Linked DNA regions of Homo sapiens: region 2 is linked to region 1. A link is an interaction called in ENCODE POLR2A ChIA-PET data of the cell type or tissue named here. Cell type or tissue: PC-9. All regions are shown on one strand. Links, peaks and the distances in the headings refer to the core of each region. The heading gives the core; the rest is flanking DNA.

What was found. ChIA-PET counts read pairs that join two places held together with the same protein. Peaks named below come from ENCODE experiments on the same cell type or tissue, not always from the same donor. Only the 100,000 strongest peaks of a DNase experiment are listed, where the experiment ranks them.
Region 2: POLR2A ChIA-PET joins it to region 1 with 6 read pairs; 3 of 35 experiments call an interaction of 5 or more read pairs at or near these places.

What each region holds. Positions count from the first base shown.
Region 1 is chr17:58,114,629-58,130,113 of GRCh38, reverse strand. No RefSeq gene overlaps it. Among named protein-coding and RNA genes, the nearest start is that of OR4D1, 26 kb to the left of the region's middle. RefSeq lists a silencer at 9,572-9,866. In PC-9, for the core only: a CTCF peak has its summit at 7,977 (motif pointing left); DNase peaks (open chromatin) are centred at 7,993 and 9,723; H3K27me3 peaks cover 523 bases.
Region 2 is chr17:58,015,282-58,030,766 of GRCh38, reverse strand. No RefSeq gene overlaps it. Among named protein-coding and RNA genes, the nearest start is that of SRSF1, 16 kb to the right of the region's middle. In PC-9, for the core only: no CTCF peak of the experiment used is centred there; a DNase peak (open chromatin) is centred at 7,636; H3K27ac peaks cover 1,714 bases.

The DNA of each region.
Region 1 (15,485 bases), core at 7,354-11,353:
TTTTAAGAGCATTTTTGGTGGGGAGGGAATAAAGCTTGGTCCCATGTTGTATTAGTCAGATGAAGACCTCTATGGCAGCAAAGAAGAAGAAAGATGACAGACATCTCATTTGGACATCTCTATTGGACATAGGGGGAGCAGCCCATTTGCTTATTCATATCTCATCTTGTTTCAGAAAAGACCTAATGAGAACAGGTAAGGGCCTATAACTTTGTCTGTGTTTCCATCCAAGCTTCAGACTCTTTAAAGATCTGAAAGGATGAGAGAAGACAAGGGGAGAAATAGAAAACAAGACAGAATATTTAACTAAAAAGAAGAAGGAAGATTAAAAAAAATAATTAGGTAAATTCAGAGGATCAAAGCCAATGAGCCAGCTGTGACCCAGTGACTTGATGAGATCACAATACCAGTTCAGTGAATCTGTGATGCTCTTGTTTTTTTTCCCTCATGGTCCAAGATGGTTTCCGTGGCTTCGATCATCATATATGTCCTCATGCAATTTCATTCAATACTAGAAGTGAGGAAAGTAGTGTGGGCAGTGTCTTCCTTCATCTCTTGCCTTTAATCATGGAGAATAAATCTTTCCCCCAAACTCCCCAGTGGATGCCCCTATGTCTTACTGGTAATTACTGGATTTATCACATGACTACTACTAGCTGCTAAATGGTCTGGGAACATGAATACTTAGCTTTTTCAGGTAATTTAGCAGGAATCAGGCAAGGAAGAAGGAATTAGGCATGACTGCTGAGTAGACAACTTGCAATGTCCACCATGTTATGGTAAAGTACCTGACAACAGGAATGAATGTGATACGCCAAAAGCAGGAGACCCTTGAGAATGTTGCAAGTCTGTCTTGTACAGAAAAGTTTTTGTAATATCAGGGTCACAGACTCAAGTGTAGGTAATGTAAATGATAGAAGGACATAGGTGGGAACTTCCCTGACTAAAAGAAAACTGAATTTCATCTTCTTTCTTAATCCAGTGCAAAACTCTAGCATCTAACTTAAAGACAGGAAACCAATACTTTTCCCCCTCTGGAGAAACAGCAACCCCAGAAAAACAGGCCTCAATATATTGGCACTTTGGGGTCCTCCAGTGAATTGCCAATTTTCCACCTGCTCCCCTAAAGTGAAGTCCATCAGCATAAGAGCTCTGCCTATATATAGAAGTTCTAATCTAATTTTAGTGCCTTCCTCCTAAATGGATAAAGGCAACCAAAGATAACCAGGCATTTAAGAAAGGCTTTCAACATTAAAAAGCAAAAACAAAATAAATAGAAAAATGAATGAGAAGAAAACAAAAATGATACAGAGAATGTAAGAAACCTTTACAAAAAACCCTTTAGTTCATGTAATTAGTATCTTTAGAGAGAAGCAAGAAGATATAATACCTATAAATTAAGAATGGAATTATATTTAAAAACTAGAGAACAAAAAAAGAGCTTTTGGGAATTCAAATATGTTTACAGAAATTAAAACTTCAACAGAGGGATTGGAAAATCAAGTTGAGGAAATCTCTTCTGAATGTAGAATAAAAAATTAGGTAAGCAACTGAAGAAAATACATAAGAGGCTTAGAAATTATTTCAGTAGGAATTCCCAAAAGAATGGCAACTAAAAAGGTGAAAAAATTATCAAAGAAATAAAAGTCTCTCAGACTGAAAAACATCATCAGAAGAAATTTAATCCACACTAAGCACTTTTTCATAAAATTTCAAAACATTAAGAATAAAAACGAGGTCCTTAAAGTCTCCAGAGATAAGGAATAGGTCACCCACCCACAAAATAACAAGAAGCATAACAGCTTCAGATTAATCAAGAACAAACTGGATGCTAAAGGAAAATTAAGAAATACCTTCAGCCAGGCCTGGTGGTGTATGCCTGTAGTCCCAGCTGCTGGGGAGGCTAGGGTGGAAGGATCACTTAAGCCCATGAGTTTGAGGCTGCAGTGATCTATGATTACACCACTGCACTTCAGCCTGCATAACAGAGTGAGACCCTATCTAGAGAGAGAGAGAGAGAGAGAGAGAAAGAAGGAAAGAGAAAGAAAGAGAGAAAGAAAAGCAATAAAGAAAGAGAAAGGAAGGAAGGAAAGGAAAAGAAAGAAGAAAGAAAGAAAGAGAGAGAGAAAGAAAGAAAGAGAGAAAAAGAGAAAAATAAAAGAGTGAGGGAATAATATAACGACTCCCATTGACCTGTTTTTCAGATGGTTTCCTCAAATATCTAAAGATCCCTGGATAAACATTCATGTGTAAGATGCTGTGAGGATTGAAAAAAGCAAGGATGGTTACTCTCATTACTCCTATTCAACAACATACTGGAATTCTCAGCCAGTTAATTAAGGTAATAAAAAGAAATAAAAGGTGTATTAGTCCATTTTCATATTGCTGTGAAGAAATACCCAAGACTGGGTAATTTATAAAGAAAGAGAGGTTTAAAAGTCCACGCATAGTGGCTCATGCCTGTAATTGCGACATTTTGGGAGGCTGAGATGGGTGGATTATTTGAAGTCAGGAGTTCAAGACCAGCCGCGCCACCATGGTGAAACCCCGTCTCTACTAAAATTACAACAATTAGCCAGGTGTGGTGGCAAACACCTGTAATCCCAGCTACTCGGGAGGCTGAGGCAGGAGAATCTCTTGAACCCAGGAGGCGGAGGTTGCGGTGAACTGAGATCACGCCACTGCACTCCCGCCTGGGTGACAGAGTGATACTCCGTCTCAAACAAATAAATAAGTAAGTAAAAATTAAACTAAATAAATAAAAGTTTGGCCGGGCACGGTGGCTCACACCTATAATCCCAGCACTTTGGGAGGCCAAGGCGGGCAGATCACTTGAGGCCAGGAGTTCAAGACCAGTTCATAATGACAAGACTCTACTACAAGTACAAAAATTAGCTGAATGTGATGGCACACACCTGTACCTGTAATTCCAGCTACATGGGAGGCTGAGGCAGTAGAATTGCTTGAACTCGGGGGGCGGAAATGCAGTGAGCCGAGATCGCGCCACTGCACTCCAGCCTGGGTGACACAGTGAGACTATGTCTCAAAAAACAAACAAACAAACAAACACCCCCCCCACACATACTTAAAAATATTAAAATACTGACAATACCAAGTGCTTACTAGGATGAGAAGCAACTAGAACTCTGACATTGCTGGTGGGATTACAAAATGATATTGCCACTCTGGAAAACAGTTTGGCAGTCTTATAAAGTTAAATACACTTTATAATATGACAACAATTCTTAGGTATTTACCCTAGAAAACTTAAAAGCTTATATTCGCACCAAAACCTGTAAATAAATAGTTGTAATGGCTCCATTTATAATTTCCAAAACAACAATAAACAACTGGAAACAACCCCATGTCCTTCAGTGGTAAATAGATAAACCTAACATTCCTCAGTGAGAAAAAGCAATGAACTGTTGATACATGCAACCACTTAGATGAATCTCAAAGGCATTATTGAATGAAAGAAGTTAGTCCTAAAATGTTACATGCTGTATGATTCCATTGATATGACATTCTCAAAAAGACAAGCCTATAGTGATAGAGAACAGATGTGTGGTTGCCAAGACTTAGGGATGGGAAGGACAGTGTGATTACAAAGGGGTAGCATGAGGGAGTTTTCGGAGGTAATGAAACTCTTCTGTATCTTGTGGTGCTTACCTAAATCAACGTGTGTTAAAATTCATAAAACTGTGACCAGTCACGGTAGCTTACATCTGTAATCCTAGCACTTTGGGAGGCCAAGGCAGGAGGATTGCTGGAGTCCAGGAGTTTGAGACCAGCCTGGACAACATACTGAGACCCTGTCTCTACCAAAATTTAAAAAACTGTTTTCATTAGCCAGGTGTGGTGGCAGCCTCCCAGTGACTTGGGAGGCTGAGGTGGGATGATCGCTTGAGCCTGGGAGGTCAAGGCTGCAGTGAGCTGTGATCATTCTACTGCACTCCAGTGACAGAGCAAGACCTCATCTCAAAAAAAAAAAATTATAAAATTGTCTACAAAGTCAACTTTACTGAATGTTAATTCAAAATTAAAATGAAAACATAAAGCTGTAAAGGCAAAGATATTTTCAGATATGCCAGGTTTTAAAAATTTACCTCCCACACACCCTTTCTCCAAAAGCTACTGAAAGATGTGCTTTTGTGACGGCATGATGAAGAGAATAAAGAAGGAAAACACGGGATCCAGACGTGAGAATCAACACAAAAGGAAAATGATGGAAACTTCTTAGGCAGTGGTGAAGAGAAGTGCCAGGAAGATAACTGCTTCCAGGAAGACAATGTGTTTAAGAAGTAACCTGTCCAGTTTGTGGTAGGATGATGTACTGCTCCCAGAGGACTGATATCAAGAGAAAAGCAGAATTGATAGATCATTTGGGGTGTCTGAACAAAAATTCAAAGAAGATTTTCAGTTCTGGTGGAAAATTTCAGAATGAACTAGTGTATAGAAAACAACACAAACAAAAAAAGAGGCAATTATTAACTTCAGGAAGTAAAAAAGTTGGAATGTAATTATAGTACAGTTTATGACTCAACTATCAATATTAATTGCATTACCTTGATAATATAAACGCCGAACCAATGGCATACCAAAGATGGATGGTGAGAGCGGTCTGCCTCAAGCGCTGGCAATAAGAAGTGCATTACTGAGGGTAACTTTAAAACTATCACAAAACTAGAAGTCAGTGTGGTTTTCATTGTCACTGTGCACTAGCAATTCTAAATAGTGTCAATTATAAAATTCTTCTTTCCCCCCACTGAAAATTTTTTGTTTGTCTAATTTATAATTTATAAATAATTTCTGAAATTACTGTTGAGCTTTAACATTATATTTGCAAGCTTCAAATGAACACATTCTTATTATTTATCCTTTAATAAACATTTTATGTTTTACATGAAAGCTAATTGAGCAACTCCCAGTTGTACATTCCATCTTCAACACACACAGATTCAGCTACAGGCAATTGTTTGAGAGTAAACTTATAATAGTTCAGAATCATTGTTCAGGTTCATTTCTAGTGCAGTTTATGTCTCTACCCCTGTGGTACCACACATTCCTGCTTTTAAACAGTAGATTAAAAATAATTCAAGCACAGTATTGTAACGACAAAGAAACAGAACTTGAGTTACTTCATCTTGTCATTCTGTGCAAATCACTTGGAGTTTAAAAATAATGAAACAGTGCAAACAAAAAGGTACAATATAATATTTTTGGTTGGTAAATGCCAGTTTTTGTTCATATATGATATGCTTTACTTAATTTAAATAATTTTAAAAAAATTTTTTTGAGACGGAGTTTCGCTCTTGTTGCCCAGGCTGGAGTGCAATGGTGCCATCTCAGCTCACTGCAACCTCCGCCTCCCGGGTTCAAGCAACTCTCCTGCTTCGGCCTCCTGAGTAGCTGGAACCCGCTACCACAGGCACCCGCTACCACACCCAGCTGATTTTTGTATTTTTAGTAGAGATAGGATTTCGCCATGTTGGTCAGGCTGGTCTCGAATCCCTGACCTCAGGTGATCCACCTGCCTCGGCCTCCTAAAGTGCTGGAGGGGTGAGCCACTGTGCCTGGCCTAAAATTTATTCTTTTTTTTTAATTATTAGGTTTTTTTGTTTGTTTTTTTTTGTTTGGTTTGAGACGGAGTCTCGCTCTGGGAGTGCAGTGGTGGGATCTCGGCTCACTGCAACCTCCGCCTCCCGGGTTCACGCCATTCTCCTGCCTCAGCCTCCCGAGTAGCTGGGACTACAGGCGCCCGCCACCATGCCCAGCTAATTTTTTTATATTTTTAGTAGAGACGGGGTTTTACCACGTTAGCCAGGGTGATCTCTATCTCCTGACCTCATGATCCACCGGCCTCGGCCTCCCAAAGTGCTGAGATTACAAGCGTGAGCCACCGCGCCCGGCCATTAATTATTAGTTTTTAAAACTAAAGAATGAATCCAGAAAAATGTAATGTATAATTAGTGTTATTATTAGTACTTTCCTAAATGGTACCCTTTGGAGACATTTGTTTTATTTTTAAAGATCACTTAATAGTTATTGAACAATTACTAACCTAAAATATTAATATATCAGATTGTAACTAAAGACAAAAATTCTGTTACATAGATATAAGAATTCTTTGATAAATAGTTGTGCTTTTTGTCCTGCAGGAGCTTGGAAGAACTTGCGGTCATTTGTAATATTGTTGTGAAACCAGCAACTGATTCAGTTTGTAATTACTCTGAATTTTATAAAGAAACTTGAAGTGAGGTACCCATACTAACATGAAACAATATTAATCCAGTGGACTTCAGTAAGGAAAAAATGTAAAAAAGCAATGTATGGCTCTATCTTGAAATGTATAATACCTTCAACATTACATAAAGTTACTGAAAAAGCTAAAAAATTACAAGCTGGTGCATCCAAGGCACCTACACTAAAAAAGACGCAATATTAGGATGATTGCTTTTCCTTTTTTAGTACTGCAATATTCATTTTTTATTTTTTACTGTTATTAGTTATATGAAGTTCAATAAAAAAGGTTCACTGTTTCTTTTCCTTACTATTACATATTTGTTTTATTTCATGATTATTATATTTTTATCACCTCCTAGGTGATAAAAAATGATCCAGTACAGCTGTCACATATGTTGGCAGGCCTCTGCACTGGATCTTGATTTAATGAAAAGTGGTGATAATTATATGTGGAGGATGAGAGGATGCTGAGTGTATGTATATGTGTGTTAGGAGAGGTCTAGTAAATCATCGAAAAGCTCAGCTGCCATAGCAAGAAGTCACTGTTTGGGGGCTGTGAACATGACAACAAAGGAGATCGTTGTAAAAGGTAGGGATTACTCCCTCAGAGCTGTGAGGTTTGGATAAGTGAAAATAGGGAGCAGAGAAATGCAATTTTTCATTTAGGGCCAAGTGGTAAAACTTGACTTTTTAAACTATGTGCATGTCTTACTTTGAAAAGATGTCATTACAAAGCCAAAAGGACTTAAAAATGAAGAAGAGCCGGATGCGGTGGCTCACGCCTGTAATCCCAGCACTTTGGGAGGCCGAGGTGGGTGAATCACCTGAGGCCAGGAGTTCGAGACCAGCCTGACCAACATGGAGAAACCCCATCTCTACTAAAAAAAAAACACAAAATTAGCCAGGCTTGGTGGTGCATGTCTGTAATCCCAGCTACTTGGGAGGCTGAGGCAGGAGAATCGCTTGAACCTGGGAGATGGAGGTTGCAGTGAGCTGAGATTGCGCCATTGCACTCCAGCGTGGACAACAAGAGCGAAACTCTTGTCTCAAAAAAAAAAAAAAAATGAAGACAGTGCAAAAAGATTGGGAAGTCAGCTTTACACACTAATTATAAATGCTAGGAATTACAATTACAAAACAGAATATAAATAATATAAATCCCAACAAGAGAAAAATCAACATAAGCAACAAAATTGGGAGATTGGCAAAGGGAGGAGGGAGGAAGTGTAACTGTGCTAACCATCTCACCTTTTATAGCGGGGGATCAATCAATACTGTCTGAAATCGAAATGTGTGAGGTTTGAAAAATCAATGACTCCAACCTCTTTATGATTTTATGGTTTTTATAACCACTTGTCCTTACCCTTATAAGAATCCTTTTAGTAATTAATATCTCCTGGGGTGGAAACATTATTTAAATTATAGCCATTCCTTCAGATCTACTTCAATTTATTTTTCTTCTGTTGAATTTCATTAAAATTTCAGAAGCTTAATTTGCATTTTTGATAAAATGTAGTGATTAATTTTTACAAAATCATTTTTGTCTAACCTTATGTAAAACTTTCTCTTTCTATCCATTTATTCTTCTTGTTGTTTATAAGCACAGAAAGATATTTGAAATAATGTTTACCAGTTACTGTCTTCACCCATTCTAAAATACTGATTTTTTTTTTTTCACATATAAACAACTCTGAAATCTAGTGACCACACAATGGCTGACAGCCAGGTGGCAGCCATGAAGTAGTTGTCATTGCTGACATCTTCTGGTAAGATCAAGCAAGTTCCAGCATCAAAACTCCAAGCAGTGCCTTGGAAATAAAGTCCAGAGACAATAGCTGAGCACTCGTTTTTGTTTTTTTGTTTTTTTTTGAAACGGAGTTTCGCTCTTGTTGCCCAGGCTGGAGTGCAGTGGTGTGATCTCGGCTCACTGCAACCTCTGCCTCCCGGGTTCAAGTGATTCTCCTGCCTCAGCCTCCCGAGTAGCTGGGATTACAGGCGCCCACCACCACACCTGGGTAATTTGTTGTATTTTTAGTAGAGACAGGGTTTCACAGTGTTAGCCAGGATGGTATTGATCTCCTGACCTCATGATCCGCCCGCCTTGGCCTCCCAAGGCCTAGGATTGCAGGCGTGAAGCTGAGCACTCTTTTAAGAAATGCTGCATCATTGATACTCTTGATGCACAAAGGATATTGTATTCACACACACACACACACACACACACACACACAAACACACACACACACACAACGACTGAGCCAAAAGGTGATTCAGAAGAGTTGAACGCTAAATGTGAAGGTGTTTTAGAAATATATTGGACCAATTTATTTCTTATATTTTTTGTTTATGTTTGTATATGAGTAACATGCTATAAAATATATATTTATACAAGTTTAAAACAGTTCTTTTAATAAAAACTCTAGATTATGTAAAGCATTTTGTTATGGTTTAATTGGTAGGTTTTTTTTAGTGATACAAAAAATGATTTGAAGTATAATCAAAACCTAGATTTGATGAACTATCATATTTTTTTTCTGAGGTGGAGTCTCGCTCTGTTGCCCAGGTTAGAGTGCAGTGGCACGATCTCAGCTCACTGCAACCTCTGCCTCCTGGGTTCAAGAGATTCTCCTGCCTCAGCCTCCTGAGTAGCTGGGATTACAGGCGTGCGCCACCACGCCCAGCTAATTTTTGTATTTTTAGTAAAGACAGAGTTTCTCCATGTTGGTCAGGCTGGTCTCGAACTCCTGACCTTGTGATCCGCCTGCCTCAGCCTCCCAAAATGCTGGGATTACAGGCGTGAGCCACCACGCCCGGCCTGAACTATCATATTTCAGAGTGACAGAACTGGGTGGTTTGTTTCTTCTTTAAACTTTTCCATATGGCTTAATTTTATAATGAATATGTTATGAGGAATATTACATATAGTGTATATTATCATTACATATAAAATATATACAATGTATTATATATGACATAAAATATGTAATTTATATATTATACATATTATATAATGAGTATGTAATAAATATGTAAAATTCTCCATATGGCTTAATTTTATTATGAACTCTTTGATATAATAACTAGTATTTCACTTGAGCCATCTTGATATTGCCGTCCCAATATTGTTCATAGTCACCTTTGCTTAGCCTCATGCAGAAATTTCTCCCTATTCTTCAGCTTTACAGTGTCTTGGCCGTGTTCTAGGTCTAGGGTGGTTTCCTTCATGGTGGAAGTGAATACATATTAATATTTCAAAGCCAAAGAACTCCCTGACACTCTCTTGGGGCTGTGCCTTTCTAAGAGCCTCTGTGTATTCTCTTCCCACCCGCATATCCTATATTCCTCTACCTTCTTCTTCCTTACCTGTTTCAGGATTTTTGAAAGATGCTGGACACAAGTCACCAATGTTCTTGTGCTAGAAGAAGAATTCGTGTCCTAAAGAGCAATGGTGGTGTTTCAGGACCATGGACAGTAGCACATGGCTACAGACACCTAAAAAAGCTCCCAACGCTCACCTCACCCTGCAAGTTCCTCCAGAAGGGCCCGTCAAGGCTGGCAGTGGACACCTTGCAGGTTAAATCCATGGTCTTCCTCCAAGTCGGGCTTAGAAAACTCCTCCCCACAAAATATCACATAGTAGGCACTGAATAAATTTTTGTTCAATTAATTAACAAATTTATTACAGCAAAGGGTTGCACTTATGTGCTCAATTCACCCAACAAATATTTATTTAAGCCCCTATTGTGTGACATGCATGAACCTTTCAGACAGGATGTTTTGTGACTGAGGTCCCTGTTTCATGGTGTGTAGCTGGTGTCTTATGAGTATGACAGTAGGCGCTACATAGGGCTGCTTCCTGCCTGCATCTCTGGTAGAAAGTAAAGTCTAATACAATTTTTCCTGTTTTCTTCTGTTAAAATTCTGGACCACTTGTTTGTCCATCAACACTTCTTCTTCTCTTCTGATTTCTGTCACTCTCCCTAGAGTCTAAGACATCAGAGAATGCAAATAAGGTCTTTCTCCCTCGTCTTCATTCCCAGCCCTACAGCACCATCTCAGATTTTGTACTGTGCAACCAAATCTTTCCCCACTCCTACTCCCATTTCCATCACTCTCCCTAGAGCCTAAGACATCAGAGAATGCAAATAAGGTCTTTCTTCCCCTGTCTTCATTCCCAGCCCTACGGCACCTAACGTTTCAGATTTTGTACTGTGCAACCAAATCTTTTCCCACTCCTACTCCCACTCCCATCCCTATTCCTTAAACAAGTACAAATGTCTTAAAGGAAAAACACCTGCTTTTTGTCATTGTCTCTTCTGAAGTACCTAGCATAGAGCCTGGCTTGTAGTTGTGTGTCAGTAAATAAATGACTCAATCAATAAGAATAAAAGCCCCATGAGGATGGGGACTTTTGACTGTTTTATAATATGTTAGACATTCGATAAATATATGTTCAATTAACTGATTAATAAATTAACATATTTATCTGTGATAAATATCACAGAGAAAGGTTATGCTTATCTGCTCATTAATTCCACCAGCAAATATTTATTAAGCATCTATCATGTATCATACACTAAGATATATAACAGAAAAAAATCTTCGTCCTACTGGAACTTACATTCTAGTGGGGGAAATAGAAAAGAAACAAGTAAATACACAGAAAAACAGAATAATATAATTTGAGACAGTGCATAGTGATGTAAAGAAAATAAAGCAACAATGAACAGTGGTGGTTATTTCGGGTCACATGGTCAGGAAAGGCCTTTCTGAAGGATGGCATCTGGGCAGAGACTTGAATGTGGTGAAGGAAAGGCAAGGATCAGGGGAAGAGGGTCTCATGGAGAAAATCAAGTTTAAAGGCCCTGGGCTGGAATGAATGTTTGAGGAACACAAGAACCCAAGCTGTAGGGACTGAGAGTGGGGGAGGGTGATAAAAAATGAAGTCAGTGAAATCACGTTAATTATTTACATATTAATTTACAGATCAGCTCTGAACCACAAAAAACACACACACATCTCCACACACACAAAAATATAAAAGGGTAGTAGCCAGGCATGGTGGCTCGTGCCTGTAATCCCAGCACTTTGGGAAGCCAAGGTGGGTGGATCACAAGATCAGGAGTTCGAGACCACCCTGGCCAACATGGTGAAACCCCATCTCTACTAAAAATACAAAAATTAGCTGGGCGTGGTGGTGCACGGCTGTAATCCCAGCTACTCGGGAGGCTGAGGCAGGAGAATCACTGGAATCTGGGAGGCGGAGGTTGCAGTGATCCAAGTTCGTGCCACTGCACTCCAGCTTGGGTGACAGAGTGAAACTTCATCTAAAAAAAAAAAAGGTACATAGTAAAGTATCCCTCCCATCCATGTCACCCTGCCACCTAGTTCCCTTCCTGATAGGCAACTAATGTCATTGGTTTCTTGTGTGTCCTGTGCATATATAAACAAACACATACATTTATATATTAATCACCCTCTTTTATAGAAATAGTAATATACTGTACACTGTTCTATACTGTGTTCTTTCTCTTAACATATCTTGAAAATCTTCCTAAATACTTTGTTTGCAACTGTGTGTATTGTGAGGATGTCCTGTAACTTGTTTAACCAATCCCCTACTGGTGGTAATTATATTTTTAATATTTTGCTATCATGAAAAACCTACCACAAGCCTTTATACCTAAGGCTAAGGCTTTGGAGTAAGATCAACCAGGGTTCAAATTCTGGTTTTTACTTAGAAGCTAAGTGACTTTGGGATGCTATGCAGGCTCTGTTCTCTGTTTCCTCAGCTGCAAAATGAGGATCCTAATACTATCATGACAGCCTTTTGGGGAGATGTATGTGAAGTGCTCAGCACAGTACCTAGCCCAAGAGTAATATTGTCCTAACAAAATTCGCCACATACTGAGTGCTGCTGTATACTGGGCTCCAAGCTGAGAATTCACATGTTATCTCGTTTCATCTTCACAAGCCTAAAAGGTAAGGACTACTATTTCCACATTTACCAAAGAGTAACTGAGAGGTTAACCAATATGCCTCTCAAGTCCTGGAGAAACAGAAGAGGATTCAAACCCAGGGTTTGCTGACATCAGAGACCGGCTCTGAACCATTACATCCATCTGCTGGAGCTCAACAAATGTAGTTACCATCATCCTCACCATCATCATCACTGTAACCATCACCATCATCATCACCATCACTGTCACATCACCATCACCACCATCATCATCACCATCACTGTCACTGTCACCATCACCGTCATCACTATCATCATCGCCGTCACTATCACCATCATCACCATCACTATCACCAGCATCACCATCATCGGCAGCATCACCATCATCACCATCATCACTGTCACCATCACCATCATCACCATCACTGACACCATCACTATCACCATTATCACCATCATTATCACCATCACCATCACTATCACCATCATCATCATTGCCATTACTTGCTTTAGGCCCATTGATCTCTGACTTGGCCTGTGCCTGCCTTTATCTTCAGATTCCCAAGCAGTTGGTGCAAATTTTTCCAGAAACAATTTTTTTTTTTTTGCTAATTTCAGGCCATTGTTTTTTCTGACTTTGGCTGCCTGTGCATGCATGTGTGTGTGTACACACACACTCACACTCAGGCAGACCAAAGGGTCTGATCACAGACCACAGCATCTTTTGGGGATGGTCCACATGTCATCATTGTCTTGGCAACATCAATAGCTCAGGCCAGCTGAGCAAAGTGAGGTGAGTGGGGAGGGTGGTCTCAGATGGCTGTAGTCCATCTCTCCCACTCCCCACCCCACCACTGGGAATAGTAGATTGAGAAGAAAAAGAATAAAAATCAGCAGCCAGCTAGTGAGTGTCCACCACATGAAAAGAAGAGTGTTTTATATGTGTTACCTCAAATCCTCAAGATAGGTGCTCTCCAATCCCTTTTACAGACAAGGAACCTGAATCATAACAGAGCTAAGGTGAGTTGCCCAAGGCTAAAGCCAGTGCATGGCCAAGCCAAGATTCTAATCCAGGTCTGGGGAGATGGAGCATGGTTGCATTATGGGGAAACATCAGTGTTACCATCCCCAAATCCCAAGAACTAGGGTCAACTGGAGAGAGGCAGAGAGCCAAAAGTAGTCTCTGTCTTCCCAGACCCCTCCCCTTCCCTCCAGGCCTTCTCTGAGGCCGACACATGTGCCAGGAAATCCACTAAGGCTTTCTCTCCACTTCCTTCAACTTCTGAAATCCTGCCCTCTTCAAGTGTACCTTCAGGATGGGTTCGTTATGTCACTGTAACAAATGAACCCCAAATCTCATGTTGGGCATGGGAGGGCAGTTGGATCTGCTTATCTTCATCCCTTGGGAACCCAGGTTAATGAGACTTCATTCATCTTGGTGGGTAGGGGTTGTGGCAATTCAGCATGGGTTCTTACAGCTCCCACCTAGATGTGACAGACGTCACTCATCCACATTCCATTAGTCAAGGTAAGTGCGTGGTCCACCTACCTCAATGCGTGCCTGGAGGGGAAAAGAAATGTTCAGTGAGCAGCATTGGTGACTACCCCAACCAAAAGCAGTGCCCCTCACTGGCCCCTGGTCTGAGCCCCTCCACACCACTTCATGGCCTGCCCCAACTTCTCTGCTACCCCACTGGTGCATACACACTTAGCCTTTATGGGCACTCTCTCCCCTCCCCCAAGGTCACGAGGAGCAGTGGACATATCTACGGAGTCCACAGGGTGCTATTCAGCCACAGGGGTCCAGTTGCTTCGTTGCAGCACCAATCTTGGGCTAGAATAGCAGGAGGTCCCAGGAAGGCTCCCGTGCCTCTCACTGGGCTGAGAGTACCACACAAAGCCAGAGAGTCCTCCCAATCCCCTCCCAGGCCTGGGCTTTCTCAGTTGGTCAAACACAAATAAGACAGTCCGCCCTCTCAGGAAGTTGGGGCCTGAATGAAATGATCAGACATCACACACAGCCTGGAGCGCAGGTGGGTGGTGCAGGAGGCAGGAGGAGTGGGTGTGTGGAGATGGAGGGAAGGACCACCCAGGGGCCAGCCCAGGGGGACAAAGCCATGGTGCCCTTGACTCAATAACGGAGGACATTAGCATGGGTGTTCAGAAATAAAGCACAAAAGTAGGTTAGGGTGAGATCGTGGAAGGACTGGGTGCTGGGAAAATGAATTTAGTGTTTATCTAGGAAAAAAATCAGAAGCCACTGAAGGACCGAGGATGGAAGAGCACTGCCATCAAGCGTGGACCCTCAAGGGCCCACCTGGCTTCAACCCGAGGGAGGGATGGGGACAGGGAAGCCAGGGAGGTGAGGAGGCTTTTGAAACAGCCCAGGCAGGAGTAACAGAGGAGCATAGAGAGGAAGGAACTCACGACCCACTGAGGAACACGCTAGCTGGGGACATAGGTCATCAGCCCCGTGAGCTCCCCTACACAGAGACACTGACACACAGACATCTCCTTCAGTGTCCACAGGCCCCACAGGCACTGACAGGAGGGGCCCAGGGCCATGGCCTTCTGTTTGGGGTTGGGAGTGGGAGAGTGTCAGGAAGGATCTGGAGCATGGGCAGCTTCAGGGAGTGCCTCACATCAGGGACCAGGGCCAAGGATAAACAGTTGATGGTGTTGAATACAGAATCACACACACACACCACACCAGGCTCAGAGGCAGGCAGACCCTGGTCCAAATCCTGGCTTTGCTTCCTACTAGCTGTGAGATCTTATGCAAGTCTCTCAACCTCTCTGAGCCTCAGTTTTCTCTTCCGTAAATTGTCGATAATAAGATCAACCTCCTGGCTTCTTGTGAGGCTTACAAAGGAATAGGAATAGCTATGATAGGCATGGCAAAAATGGCTATGCATTCTTGCCTACCTGTACCTATGCCCCTGCAGTGGGACCTCCTAGTTCCTCCCATCAAGAGGTGAAGTCCATTTCTCAACCCCTTGGATCTGGGTGGATCATTGTCTTTGGACAAAGGGACAATAGCAAAAGTGATTCTAGAATAGACGTGAAAAGTGCTCATCACAGGGGCTTGCTCTCTTATGCTCTAGGAACCCACAAGCCCAGGCTAGCCTGCTGGAGGAGGAGAGACACATGGCCCAGTTGCTTTCTTCACTCCAGTCAACAGCCAGCAAATGCCCAGGAAACAGAGCCACCTCGCTGACATGAGGCTGACTGCAGGCCCAGGAGTGAGCCCAGCCATGGCCAGCAGAACTGCTCAGCCCAAATC
Region 2 (15,485 bases), core at 5,603-9,602, 98 kb after region 1:
CAAAGTGCTGGGATTACAGGCATGAGCCACTGCACCCGGCCCATGTTTTACATTTTAATTATGATGATGATGTAAATATTGCTCAAGGTTGAGCCAATGTTTTACTATGATTTTTCTTCATTTTTTGTTCATTTGGTTCTCTTAGAATCAATATTGCCTCATTGTTAAAAATAAACTCTTAAAATTTTAGAATAGTTTTAGTTCACAGAGTTGTTGAGAAGATAAAACAGAAAGATCCCATATACCCCACACCCAGTTTCTCATATTACATTAGTGGGTATATCTGTCACAATTAATGAAACACTAATGATACATTGTTATTAACTAAAGTTAATACTTCATTCAGATTTCCTCAGTGTTTCCCTAATGTCCTTCTTCTGTTCCAAGATCCCACGCATGATACTTTGTTACATTTAGTTGTCATGTCTCTGTAGACTCCTCTTGGTTATAATAGTTTCCCAGACTCTCTTTGTTTTTATAATGTTGAAAGTTTTGAGGATTACTGGTCAGGCATTTTGTAGAATGACTCTCAATCAGGATTTGTCTGATGTTCTTGTAATTAGACAGGGGTAACATTTTTGAAGAGGAAGATCACGGAAGTAAAGTGCCATTTTTATCATGCCATACCAAGGTTACGTGTTATCAATATGACTTATCATTGTTGATGTTAATCTTGATTGAATGGCTTGATGGAGTTTATCAGTTTTCTTCACTCTAAAGTTACTTTCCCCTTTTCATTTGTCTTTTTTTTTTCTTTTTTTTTTAGATGTTGTGTCGCTCTGTCACCCAGGCTGGAGTGCAGTGGCGCGATCTCCGCTCACTGCAACCTCCGCCTCCTGGTTCAAGCAATTCTCCCTGCCTCAGCCTCCCAAGTAGCTGGGACTACAGGCACCCACCACCACACCTGGTTAATTTTTATATTTTTTAGTAGAGACAGGGTTTCACCATGTTGGCCAGGCTGGTCTTGAACTCCTGACCTCAGGTGATCCACCTGCCTCGTCCTCCCAAAGTGCTGGGATTACAGGCAGGAGCCACCACACCCAGCCTGCCCCCTTCATTTCTATACTGTACTATAAAAGAAAACCACAGGCTGGGCTCCTAATACATTTAATCATGTATTTATATCATTTATACTTTGGTGATACTCCAATACTACTTTGTGTATTTTTTTTCTTTGTTATTTCTCAGATTGTTTTAGCTTGGGCCATTGGGTGCTCTGTCAGTTGGGTCCTATATCCTTTATACATATCCCCATTATTGTGGTGGTTTTTTTTTTTCTTTCTTTCTTTCTTTCTTTCTTTCTTTTTTTGAGACGGAGTCTTGCTCTGTTGCCCAGGCCGGAGTGCAGTGGTGCGATCTCGTCTCACTGCAACCTCCACCTCCTGGGTTCAAGCAATTCTCCTGCCTCAGCCTCCTGAGTAGCTGGGATTACAGGCACATGCCACCACCATGAGCTACCGTGGCCGGCCTCATGGTGGGTTTTTAGTTTGGTTTTGGTTTTGTATGCACTTTCTTACTTTACGGCACTAAAAGATGCTCCAGACTCATTACGTATATTTCCTGTCCCAGTCCTACAATCAATCATTTTTCCAAGGAACCCTGGCTCTTTTATTGGAGAATGGTATTAGAAACCAAGATCTGGGTGCTAGGTGTGCTCATTGCTACTGGGGTGTCTTGCTTCTAGGCCCTCTCAGCTGACAGAGCAAGGAGAGATATGTGTGTATACTAACATGTGTGTGTATATATATATATATGCATATTTATAAATATATATATATGTAGCCATCTGTGTTAGTCAGTTTTTGCATTACTAAAAAGAAATACCTAAGGCTGGGTAATTTATAAAGAAAAAAGATTCAGTTGGCTCAAGATTCTGCAGGCTGTATAGAAAGCATGACACTAGCATCTGCTTGGCTTCTGGTGAGGCCCCAAGGAGCTTTTACTCATGGTGGATGGTGAAGCAGCAGCAAGCATGTCACATGGCAAGAGAGAGAGCAAGAGAGAGAGAGAAAGTGGGAGGTCCCAGACTCTTTTTTTTTTTTTTTTTTTTTTGAGGCAGAGACTTGCTCTGTCACCCAGGCTGGAGTGCAGCCATGTGATCTTGGCTCACTGCAGCCTCTGCCTCCTGGGTTCAAGCAATTCTCCCTGCCTCTGCCTTCTCTGGGTGGCAGTGGGGCTTCTTTCTGGCAAAGAGCTTTAGGAGTCCTTTTATTAAATCCTCATGGTTTGGTTTTGTTTAGTTTTGTTTTTGAGACAGAGTCTTGATCTGTCACCCAGGCTGGAGTGCAGTGGCACAATCTTGGCTCACTGCAACCTCCACATCCTGGGTTCAAGCGATTCTTCTTCCTCAGCTTCCCAAGTAGCTGGGACTACAGGCACACACCACCACACCTGGCTAATTTTTGTATTTTCAGTAGAGACGGAATTTCACCATATGGGCCAGGCTGGTCTGGAAACGGAGTTTCACCATATTGGCCAGGCTGGTCTGGAACTCCTGACCTCGTGATCCGCCTGCCTTGGCTTCCCAAAATGCTGGGATTATAGGCGTGAGCCACCACGCCTGGCCCCAGGCTCTTTTAAACAACCAGATCTCACATGAACTAACTGAGCAAGAACTCACCCATTATCACAAGGACAGCACCAATCCATTCATGAAGGATCCACACCCAAGACCCAAACATTTCTCATCAGGCTCCACCTCTAACATTGGGGATCTCATTTCAACATGAGCTTTGGTGGAGACATACATCCAAACCATATTAAGGTAAACACGAGTTCATGCTGATTTCTCTAATTCTAATTACCACACAGATTATTCTAGCCTCTGCCTCTTGCTTGTCTGTAAGCTTTCCTTCTAACAAAGAGAACCCCACTTTCACCATTGGCCATCCATTTTCTTAATTGTTCAATTCCAATATACATGTATAATGATTTTGGAATTCTTAACCTGTATCCCTGTGAGAAACAACTAGTTTTTTTTTAATTAACTAGTATATTTACGGTGTTTATATAGAATGCCTTTTGCCTTATAATTACAGACTCCACTCATTTCCAAAGTTACAGAGGTCAGACCCTTATTCCCTCATCCTCTCTGGAAAGATTGCTTTGTATGTTCGCAACACATTTAGATTCCTTTGTCACATTCTGCATTTCGTGCTGAGTTCCCCCAACCTCCTAAATGATTTAAATTTTCATACATTAAACTTTACTTTTTGTATAGTAGTTTTAGGGTTTTAACAAATGCCTAATGTCTCATGTTCACTATTACAGTGTCATGCAGAATCATTTCATCTCCCCAAAAAACCCTGATTGCTTCACCTATTCAACCTTCCTCCTTGAGACCCTGTTGACCACTGATCTGTTTACCATTTCAGTAATTTTGCCTTTTCCAAAATGTCATATAATTGAAATACAGCATGCAGTTTTTTCAGACTCCTCTCTTTCACTTAGCAATATGCATTTAAGATTTTTCCATATCTTTTCATGGTTTGATAGCTCATTCATTTTTATTGCTAAGCAATATTCCACTGTATGAATGTATCGATCCCATTTTTCATGCACTTAGATTACCTTAAACTTATAGTTAAATCTTGCAACACTACCCAACATTGAAGTGTTTTCATGCAAGTTTTACACGGTCAGTTGGTCAATGCTGTCAGATGATCTACCAGTTCCTTCTCTCCCCACCTCCTGCCCAGAGATACCACACCTGCAGTTTTCCATGGTCACCCCTCCAATCTAAACTAGCAGTCCTTGGCCAGGCGTGGTGGCTCACACCTGTAATCCCAGCACTTTGAGAGGCAGAGGCAGGCGGATCACCTGAGATCAGGAGTTTGAGACTAGCCTGGCGAAAATCCATCTCTACTAAAAATTCAAAAATTAGCTGGGTGTGGTGGCACGTGCCTGTAATCCCAGCTACTCAGGAGGCTGAGGCAGGAGAATCACTTGAACCTGGGAGGCAGAGGTTGCAGTGAGCTGAGATGGCGCCACTGTACTCCAGCCTGGGCACCAGAGTCAGACGCCGTCTCAAAAAATATAAAATAAAATAAAAAATAAAATAAAATATAGAATAGAATAGAATAAAATAATAAAATAAAGCAGTCCTCTAACGAAGCTATAGAATCGTTGTCCTGGATCTGTTCCTTGATATCATGCTGAAAATTCCTTTGTCTCTCTCTGTAAACCTCTTGTTCCCTGCATCCAATGTCTTCCTTTTTCATGGTTTGTTTCTTTATTTTGGTGGAACATATCCTCCAGCAGCTTCTGGAGAAATAGTAAATGGAAAATGCACTTTAATAATAAGAGCAAAAATGGGCAAAAGTCACAGATAAGCAAAAAAGAAGGAAAGAAAGAAAGGAAAGAAAGGAAGGAAGGAAGGAAGGAAGGAAGAAAGAAAGAAAGAAAGAAAGAAAGAAAGAAAGAAAGAAAGAAAGAAAGAAAGAAAGAAAGAATAGAAAATGCACTGCTGAAAATTGTGGCTTCACTCACGATTGAGAGTTTGGCTAGATTTAGAATTGAACATTAAAAATAATTTTTACTCAGAAATGTAAAGAAATTGCTCCATCATTGTTATTGTTGATTTTAGCTCCCTACATTGTTGAGAAATCTAATGACATCTGATTCCTGTTTTTTGTGTGTAACCTATTTTGTTCTTTAAAGGCTTTTAGGATATTTTCTTAATCCATAATGTTCTAAGATTTCATGGTGTTGCGCCTTATCAATTTGAAGATTAATGTTCTTCTGTTCTGGAAATGTTTTTGTACTCTCTCTTTAATAACAATATTTTCTCTACCACTCTGCTTTTTTGGAGTGCCCATTTGTAGTTTTTAAACTTCATAAATCTTTTATTTTTTTATCTTTTTTCTCCTTAGTGTTATCTATTTAGTTTATCTGTTCTAATTTCTAAGAAGCATGCTTGATTTTATCTTCTAACTCTTCTGTTTAGTTTTTCTTTAATTTTTTCTATCATATTATGAATTTTAAAGTGTTTCTCTCTTATTCCCTGATTTTTAATATATATACATACATATGCATGAATGCATGGATGTGTGTGTGAGAGTGTATACATATGTATAAAAGATAGATGGCAGATAGATAGATATTCCTGTTACTAGTTTGTAGAGATATATTATCTTTTATCCATTTGGGGAAACTAATTATAGTTTCTTTGAAGTTTTTTCCTGTACCTCACATTGTATCTGTTTTCTCTGAACCCTCTTTTTTTCCTGTGTTCACTTCAATCTCTCTCATTGGACATTTTCCTTAAACATCCCTAGCAATCCTAGGCTGGCTATTCATACTTATAAGGCATTAAAAGTTTATTGAAAGCACCATATATATGGGTGGGACTTCACTGAAAGGAAATCTCTGGCTGTAGTCTTTCTGCTTTTTGTCAAATCAAACTTTTCCAGAGATTTTATATTCTGTGCTAACCCCACCTTCCCTGGTACCTAGAATCTGTTTCTGAGCCTTTTATGGGTTTTGAGAGGGAACCAGCTTGTTATTTAGGGTGCCCACATTTGCCCTTCTGTAACTCTTCCAGCTTGCCAAGTCACCCATCACTTCCCCCTCTACTTTCTATTTTCCTATATGGCTCAAACCTCAAGTGTCTTCTTACTAGTTTTCTTTACTTTTCTTTTTCTTTCTTTTTTTTTCCTGCAAGATAGGGTCTTGCTCTGTTGCCTAGGCTGGAATGCAGTGGTGGCAGTGCAATCATAGCTCACTGCAGCCTCAAACTACTGGGCACAAGCAATCCTCCTGCCTCAGCCTCCCAAGTAGCTGGGACTATAGCTGTGCATTACCACACCCAGATAATTTTTTTTTTTTTAGTAGAAATGAGGTCTCATTATATTGCACAGGCTGGTCTCGTCGAGCCCTGGGCTCAAGTGATCCTTTCCGGCCTCGGCCTCCCAAAGTGCTGGGATTAAAGGTGTTAGCTACCTCACCCAGCCAATATTTGTGATTTTAATTTTTAAAAATTAAAGACAATTTGGTTAATTTAATTTATTTATTCATTTATTTTTTACTTTATAGCTCACTGTAATGTTGAAAGCCCTTTTTGTTTTCTTCTGTGGGGAGTGGAGTGGAGGGGAGGTATGGGGCAGGGACAGTTGTCTTGCTCTGTTGCCCAGGCTGGAGTGCAGTGGTGCAAACATAGCTCACTGCAGCCTTGGATTCCTGGGCTCAAGCAATCCTTCTGCCTCAGTCTTCTGAGTAGCTGGGACTATAGGCATGAGCCACCATGCTGGCTAATTATCTAAATTTTTTGTGGAGACATATTCTTACTATATTGCCCAAGCTGGTCTTGAACCCCTGGGTTCAAGCAATCCTCCCACTTCAGCCTTTCAAAGTGCTGGGATTATAGGCATGAGCTATTGCACCCAACCCCTAATTTTCTTTTCTTTTCTTTCTTTCTTTTTTTTTTTTTTTTTTTTTGAGACAGAGTTTCGCTCTTATTGCCTGGACTGGAGTACAATGGCGCAATCTTGGCTCACTGCAACCTCCGTCTCTCGGGTTCAAGTGATTCTCCTGCCTCAGCCACCCGAGTAGCTGGGATTACAGGCATGCACCACCATGCCCGGCTAATTTTGTATTTTTAGTAGAGACGGGGTTTCTCCATATTGGTCAGACTGGTGTCGAACTCCCAACCTCATGTGATCTGCCCGCCTCGGCCTCCCAAAGTGCTGGGGTTACAGGTGTGAGCCACTGCACCCGGCCAATTTTCTAAATATAATTATGTTATTATTGGATTGGTAAGTAGTGTTACATTAGGACATTTTTCTTTATATCAGATTTACGTGATGGCCGTGAGTGTCATTCCCAACACACTTGTGCAGCTAGCATTCTGGGTGTAAATTAAGTTACACCAATTAGATCTATAGGTGGACTATGCAGCAAACTAAAACTTTTAGCTACAGCCAACCACTACCAAACATCTACTATCCACAGCAAAATAGCTACTTAGTAATGTCTGCAGTGGATGCCTCTGTTTTTAATTGGAATTGGAAGTGCCAATGGAAGTGACCCAGTTATCCTTTCCCATTGCAATAGTGCTTTCTGTGTAAGCTCATTTGTTTTTGGCTGGTGTACTGAAAATCGAGCTAATGAATCTGGAAGATGAGGATAATCCATCAAAAACCAAGGCATCAAGATGACAGTATCAAAATAGAGAATACCCAACCATCAAAGTCCATTTACTGAGCAACTTCTGTTTGCCTGTGCCTCGGGCTGAAAACTAAAAAGTCACAACACCTTTCCTCATGGAGGTTTCAATTCACTTAGACAAATCACGACATGTATATGAGCAACAATTACCAAACAAGACCGTGGAGAAAAGCGGCAAGGTCCCTCTTCCTGATGCTACGCAGTATGTACTGCTAGTGACATTTCGGCTTCAGTCTCTATGGTGTTGAGAATCCACTGCAGCAGTGGCAGCCAGATAGTACAATTCAGTGATGAGACAGTTGTGGTGGTGGCTTCTACAGCTTCCTGATCCTGGCTTTATGATCTCTGAATGGCATTTTGGTCAATATGCCAGGAATCTTTTGATCCCAGTAGTTTACTTTTGGCCTCTGGATCTCCACTTTCCTGTCTGTAGCAAAGGAAGCATCATTCTTGATAGACCAGTTCTGCAACATTCTGGGAGTCATGCCAGAGATATGCCTAGAGCCTACCCCTCCATCTCTTCCAAAAAGTTTCTAAATACCTAATCTAATCTACTGTATTTAATCCCTTTCTGCTTAAAATACCTACAGTAGGCAGGGCGAGGTGGCTCATGCCTGTAATCCCAGCACTTTGGGAGGCCAAGGTAGGTGGATCACCTGAGGTCAGGAGTTCCAGACCAGCCTGACCAAAATGGAGAAACCCTGTCTCTGCTAAAAAAATACAAAATTAGCTGGGTGTGGTGACACATGCCTGCAATTCCAGCTACTCAGGAGGCTGAGGCAGGAAAATCCCTTGAACCCGGAAGGCGGAGGTTGCGGTGAGCCCAAGATCGCGCCATTGCACTCCAGCCTGGGCAACAAGAGCAAAACTCCATCTCAAGAAAAAAAAAAAACTAGAGTGTTTCTGTTTCCTGCATTGAACCCTGACTAATGAACCTTGTTAGGAATTTGAAGTGTTTGAGGGAATAAGATATATTAAATTTTTAATTACTTGAAATATTTAATAAAAGTTAATGAACTACTTATATAATATGCTAAATGTTTAGGGATTTAATCTTTTTTTTTTTTTTTTTTTGAGACAGAGTTTTGCTCTTATTGCCCAGGCTGGAGTGCAATGGTGCAATCTCAGCTCACTGCAACCTCCACCTCCCAGGTTCAAGCAATTCTCCTGCCTCAACCTCCCAAGTAGCTGGGATTACAAGCATGCGCCACTATACCTGGCTAATTTTTTGTATTTAGTAGAGATGGGGTTTCACCATGTTGGTCAGGCTGGTCTTGAACTCCTGATTTCAGGTGATCCACCCGCTTCCGCCTCCCAGAGTGCTGGGATTACAGGCGTGAGCCACCGTGGCCTGGCCGGGATTTAATTTTTTACATATAAGTATTTTTTAAAATAAGTATTAGTTGAATATTAATCACAGAACAAGTAAAAATAATGAATCTTATTTCTTATATAACATAGGATTAGATTAATAATTATCAAGATTTGTAAGTTGAGTTTGAAGACTTAAGAAAAACTACTGGGTTTAGTGGCTTACACTTGTAATCCCAGTGAATCAGGAGCCTGAGGCAAGAGGATCATATGAAGTCAGGAGTTCAAGACCAGCTTGGGCAACATGGTGAGACCCTCATTACAAAAAACCCAAAAATTAGCCAGGGGTGGGACATGGTGATGCACAGCTGTAGTTCCAGCTACTCAGGAGGCTGAGACAGAAGGATCATGTGATTCCAGGAGTTTCAGGCTGTAGTGAGCTATGATCACACCACTGCACTCCAGCCTGGGCAACAGAGAGACTCCATCTTAAAAAAAAATCAATGTTTTTAAAAAAGAAAAACTAGGCGGGGCACGGTTGCCCCGCCTGGAGTGCAGTGGCGCAATCTCTGCTCACTGCAAACTCTGCCTCCCGGGTTCAAGTGATTCTCCCACTTCAGCCTCCTGAGTAGCTGAGATTGCAGGCACACACTACCACGCTTGCCTAATTTTTTGTATTTTTAGTAGAGACGGGGTTTCACCATGTTGGCCAGGCTGGTCTGGAACTCCTGACCTCAAGTGATCTGCCTGCCTCAGCCTCCCGAAGTGCTGGGATTATAGGCATGAGCCACTGCGCCCAGCCTCATAATATCTAATTAGTCATAAGACAGACTGACTTGAATTTCGCATCTTATTCCTTCTTCCAAAGAAGAGTAAAGTTGATCAGTCTAACCACAAATGTTGAAAAAGCAAGGAGATAGGTTTTTGCAGCCTTAATAATAACCACTGTTTATTATGGTGCAGGGCACAGAGTAGCGCAGAGCATAGAGTGCTACTATATTCAGGGCACTCAACGACTAGTTGATTTCCATGTTATTTCATTTAATCTTCACAACAGCTCTATAAGTGCTATTATTGACCCCATTTTATAGGTGAAGAAATACAGGCTTAAGCAGGTTAAGAGAGTCATGCAAGATCACACAAGTAAGAAGTGGTATTGGGGATTTAAGCCCAAATCCATCTCGTTAAAAGCCCATCTTTCTGCTGCACTTTCATGCCTTTTAGTGATAAGATACATGGGCTGTGCCTCTGCCAACTCGTGGCTACCAATATGTAACATAAGCAAGAAGCAAACCTCGGTTATTTTCTTAAGACACTGATATGTTTGGAGTTGTTTATTACTGCAGCCTTATCTAACAGAAGCTGGCTGATAACAGGTATCTTTATTTTCTATTTACAGTGGTGTAAACCTTGGAAACTGTTTTAGTATTAATAACTTAGTACAGTGCAAAACATGCTTGGTGAGAACCTCTAGTAATTTATACCATCCCCAAACAAGTACTTTTTTTTTTTTTTTTTTTTTGACAGGGTATCACTCTGTCGCCCAGGCTGAAGGGCAGTGGCGCAATCTTGGCTCGCTGCAACCTCCACCTCCCAGGTTCAAGCGATCCTCCCACCTCAGCCTCTTAAGTAGCTGGGACCACAGGCGCGTGCCACATTGCCCAGCTAATTTTTGTATTTTTTGTAGAGGCAAGGCTTCGCCATGTCGCCCACGCTCTCAAACAAGTGTTTTATTTAGACAAATGCTCAACAATGATTGATGCTCTCTGGGGAAGACAATGAATCTGTTGGGGGCATTGGCTTTGCCATTCAAATTTGTGGCAACACAAATCCCTGTATAAATATCTAGAGAAGTATATTTTCTTAAGAGCAATTAGAGAATTTTAAAACTGTATTGTCAGATGGGAAATGTAAATAGAGCCCCATATTTTCCTATGTGTATTTGCAAAGTAATTAAGAATTTATAAGAAACTTACTAGAATTATGACATAACATTATTAACAAGGTGCCCAGGCAAATGCCTATAATTTTCCTAGCCTGGATTTAGTTGAGGCTAAGAAAATGTATACTAAGGTGATAAGCAGTTATTGTATCTATAGAGGTGGAAAACCTGAATAATTCTTTAGGACAGACTGTTTCCTTTGTGTTAGGAAGTCTGCCTAAAGAGGCTCTTCAGTTGCACAAATTTAAAGCAACACTCACTTCTCTTGGGAAAAGTTATAAACAAACCTTTTTTCTGAATGCAAATATATATATATATATATTTTTTTTTTTTTCTGAGACAGAGTCTCACTCTGTCGCCAGGCTGGGGTGCAGGTACAATTAGAGCTTACTGCAGCCTGGAACTTCTGGGCTCCAGTGATCCGCCACCTCAGCATCCTGAGTAGCTAGAACTACTGGCATGTGCTTCCCTTGCTGTGTGTGTATCTGTAAACAGGGTCTCTCAGGTCTCCAAAAAACTGGAGACTCAGAGCCAGGGGAAATAATTTTTTTCTCCCCTGGAGTCTTAATTTGATGGAGCAGAAATTAACCTGGAGTGAATTGCAGCTGGTGAGCAGAGTGGCTCCTGGCCACATGGAAACAGATGGGAGGCAAACAAGGAAAGACCCCCTGGACATGGGTCTGGACTGTAAACTGTAAACACATCTAGTAGCCTCCTGGGGACAGGGTGGTGGTACCAGCACCAGCCTGAGAGTGAATGATCCCAGTATTGTAGAAAAACAATATGAACATTTTGGAAATTTCACTTGCAAATTCCATAGTGAGTGGACACTAATATTTACTTAGAACAAAACCTGTCATGGACTCATTGTGTGCCACATTACTTCAACGCAAGAATGGTTACAGAAACCTGCCATCATTGAGCAATTTTGATCAACTAGACTTAAAAAAGAAAGAAAGAAAGAGAAAGAAAGAAAGAAAAAGAAATCAACTGCAGTAGAGCAATACCTCCTCTTCTAGGCTGGGCAGATGGGCAGGAGAATTTCTTTCCACCAGCTCTCAGTACCTTATCACTGAACTGTAGTAGTGGCTGATGAAACACGTGTTAGCAACCTATCGCTTGAAAAGGTTCATTATTTATGTTGACAACTAATAATATATTACCCATGACAGAAACATCTGCAAGAGGAAAAGGACACGCATGACAAAGCTGAATATTTGAATTAGGTTAAGCACAAATGACAGAAGCAGGTTATTATTTTCCTTTTGGTAAGGGGTTGACAAACTTTTTCTGTAAAGGGCCAGATAGTAAATATTTTGGGCTTGTGAGCCATGAAGTCTTTTTTTTTTTTTTTTTTTCCTGAGATGGAGTCTTGCTCTTTCACCCAGGCTGGAGTGCAGTGGCGAGATCTCGGCTCACTGCAACCTCTGCCTCCAAGGTGCAAGCGGTTCTCCTGCCTCAAACTCCCGAGTAGCTGAAACTATAGGCACGTGCCACCACACCCAGCTAATTTTTTGTATTTTTAGTAGAGACAGAGTTTCACCATGTTAGCCAGGATGGTCTCAATCTCCTGACCTCATGATCCACCCGCCTCAGATTCCCAAAGTGCTGGGATTACAGGCGTGAGCCACCGCGCCTGGCAGAGCCATGAAGTCTTTGTTGCAACTACTCAACTCTGCCTTTGTTGAATGAAACCAGCCATAGACAATATGTAAACAAGTGGTCATGGCTGTGTTCCAATAAAACTTAAATATGGACACTGAAATTTGATTTTCATATACTTTTCACATGCACAAAATATTATTCTTCTTTTGTGTGTTTTTTAACCACTGAAAAATATAAAAAACATTCTTAACTCATGGGCATTCCAAAGAACAGGCCGTGGGTCAGAGGACTGTAGTTTGCTGACCCAGTGCTCTCGGTCTAATAAGCTCTGCAATGGTCCTGCAAGTAAATACACAAAAGTAACTGTGAGAGATTTTTAGCTCACCTAATCTGGAATACCTTTTGAAAAGAGTAAAGAGGAAAAAACTGTCACATACTCAAAACCTGAAACTAAAAAATTTATCAAAATTAATTTTCTAACATACTTGATAGTAGTAGTAACACAGAATACCACTATTACTATTAATAAAGATAGCTAACATTTATATAGGACTCACAGCATAAGAATCACAAAAACGGCCGGGCACGGTGGCTCAGGCCTGTAATCCCAGCACTTTGGGGGGCCGAGGTGGGTGGATCACCTGAGGTTAGGAGTTCAAGACCAGCCTGGCCAACATGGTGAAACCCCGTCTCTACTAAAAATACAAAAATTAGCTGGGCACGGTGGCGTGTGCCTGTAATCCCAGCTACTTGGGAGGCTGAGGCAGGGGAATTGCTTGAGCCCGGGAGGTGGAGGTTGCAGTGAGCCAAGATTGCACCATCGCACTCCAGCCTGGCCAACATGATGAAACCCCATCTCTACTAAAAATACAAAACTTAGCTGGGCATGGTGGCGCGTGCCTGTAATCCCAGCTACTTGGGAGGCTGAGGCAGGGGAATTGCTTGAGCCCAGGAGGTGGAGGTTGCAGTGAGCAAGATTGCACCATCGCACTCCAGCCTGGGCAACAGAGTCAGACTCCATCTCAAAAAAAAAAAAAAAAAAGAATCACAAAAACAAAGGTAGCATTTTTCGCAAATAAAGTATGTCTGCAATATGTTTTTATAGGACCTTAAAGAGCTACTTACTCTAATTAGGAAATGTATAATATGAATTGGAGTTTGAAAAAGAAAGAACTAGGCAGAAATAAGGGGAGAGCAATTATAGTAGTAATAAGAAAAGAAAAACATGGTGAAAATACATCTTTTCATAATCGATTTTTTTTTTTTTGAGACAGAGTCTTGCTTTGTCACCCAGGCTGAAGTGCAGTGGCACGACCTTAGCTCATTGCAACCTCCACCTCTCGGGTTCAAGTGATTCTCCTGCCTCAGCCTCCCAAGTAGCTGGGATTACAGGCGCATGCCACCACTCCCGGCTAATTTTTTGTATTTTTCTACAGATGGGGTTTTGCCATGTTGGCCAGGCTGGTCTTGAACTCCTGATCTCAAGTGATCCATCTGCCTCAGCATCCCAAAATGCTAGGATTATAGACATGAGCCACTGCACCCAGCCCATAATAGATCATTTTAAGAGCTGTTTCCTGCCAAAGTCATATTCTATTATTATCAGTAACGGGACAATAAAGATGGAAAGAATTAGCCAAAGATGAAACAAAATGAATGAAAGAATGAGGTGGGCAAGTCCTAAAATAAAATTACTAAGACTATATTATTAGATGACTTATTTGGGCTTAAAAGGTGGCCATCTTTTTTTTTTTTTTTTTTTTTTTTTTTTTTTTTTTTTGAGACGGATTCTTGCTCTGTCTCCCAGGCTGGAGTGCAGTGGCGCGATCTTGGCTCACTGCAAGCTCCACCTCCCAGGTTTTACACCATTCTCCTGCCTCAGCTTCCCGAGTAGCTGGGACTACAGGCATGCACCACCTATGCTCAGCTAGTTTTTTTTGTATTTTAGTAGAGACAGGGTTTCACTGTGTCAGCCAGGATGATCTCGAACTCCTGACCTTGTGATCTGCCTCGCCTTGGCCTCCCAAAGCGCTGGGATTACAGGCGTGAGCCACCACGCCTGGCTTGGCCATCTTTATTATACTGTGAAGTAAAAAAACAGGCTGGGCATGGTGGCTCACACCTGTAATCCCAGCACTTTGGGAGGCTGAGGTGGGTGGATCACGAGGTCCGGAGTTCAAGACCAGCCTGGCCAACATGGTGAGACCACCCCCCCCAACCCCATCTCTACTAAAAAAATAAAAAATTAACCAGACAAGGTGGCACACACCTGTAATCTCAGCTACTCAGGAGGCTGAGGCAGGAGAATTGCTTGAACCTGGGATGCGGAGGTTGCAGTGAGCTGAGATTGTGCCATTGCACTCCAGCCTGGGCAACAGAGAGAGACTCCGTCTTAAAAAAATAATAATAAAAATTAAAAAATGAAAAGAAATAAAAAAATCTTTATACCCATTGTGTCTATTCACTGACAGCAACATGATGAAGTTTCCATATAAACAGCATTCTGCTCACCTAACTTCCCAACTTTTTCAAAGAGCAGTCAGTAAATAGTCAATAATATTCATTTTAACAGATAATATACTGGTAATAAAGGGAGTTACAGCAGAAATCTGTCCTCAATATAACTTACTAAGGAAGATGAGACGAATATAAATGAAAATTTAAAATACACGGTTTCTTTCCTTTTCAGAGAATATTTATCCCTGAATCAAGTGGAGCAAGGGAACAGAGAATCTTGCAAGTGAATTGTTTCTGGAAGTAAACTCCTGTACACAGTGGAATCGAGTGGTAATCCCAACCTTTCTAAGTGTCTCTTTACCTAGTAGTAAAAATAAGAATTATGCGCTCAAAAGACAGTAGGGTTGGCACAAAAAATGTTGGAAACAGAGTTTCCAGATTAGGAAAGCCGTATTTCAGTGCAAATTACTCTTGGACTTCCCCCACTCCCAATAATACCTTTGGAGGATTGGTACTGGAGAGAGATTTTTCTAACTGTGGAGATACAGAGGTATTTCTTCCCCCAGTCATTTGGAAAAAAAAAGTTACTGAGTTATAATTTACATACCATACAATTCATCTGCTCTAAGTAGACAATGCCATGATTTTAAATATGTGCACAGTTATGTAACTATCACCACAGGTGGAGTTTTGAGTAGTAAGCAAATCACTGAAAAATTGTGTCTCGTGGCCGGGCGCGGTGGCTCATGCCTGTAATCCCAGCACTTTGGGAGGCCGAGGGGGGTGGATCACGAGGTCAGGAGATTGAGACCATCCTGGCTAACACAGTGAAACCCCGTCTCTACTAAAAATACAAAAAATTAGCCGGGCGTGGTGGCAGGCGCCTGTAGTCCCAGCTACTCGGGAGGTTGAGGCAGGAGAATGGCGTGAACCCGGGAGGCGGAGCTTGCGGTGAGCCAAGATCACGCCACTGCACTCCAGCCTGGGCGACAGAGCGAGACTCCGT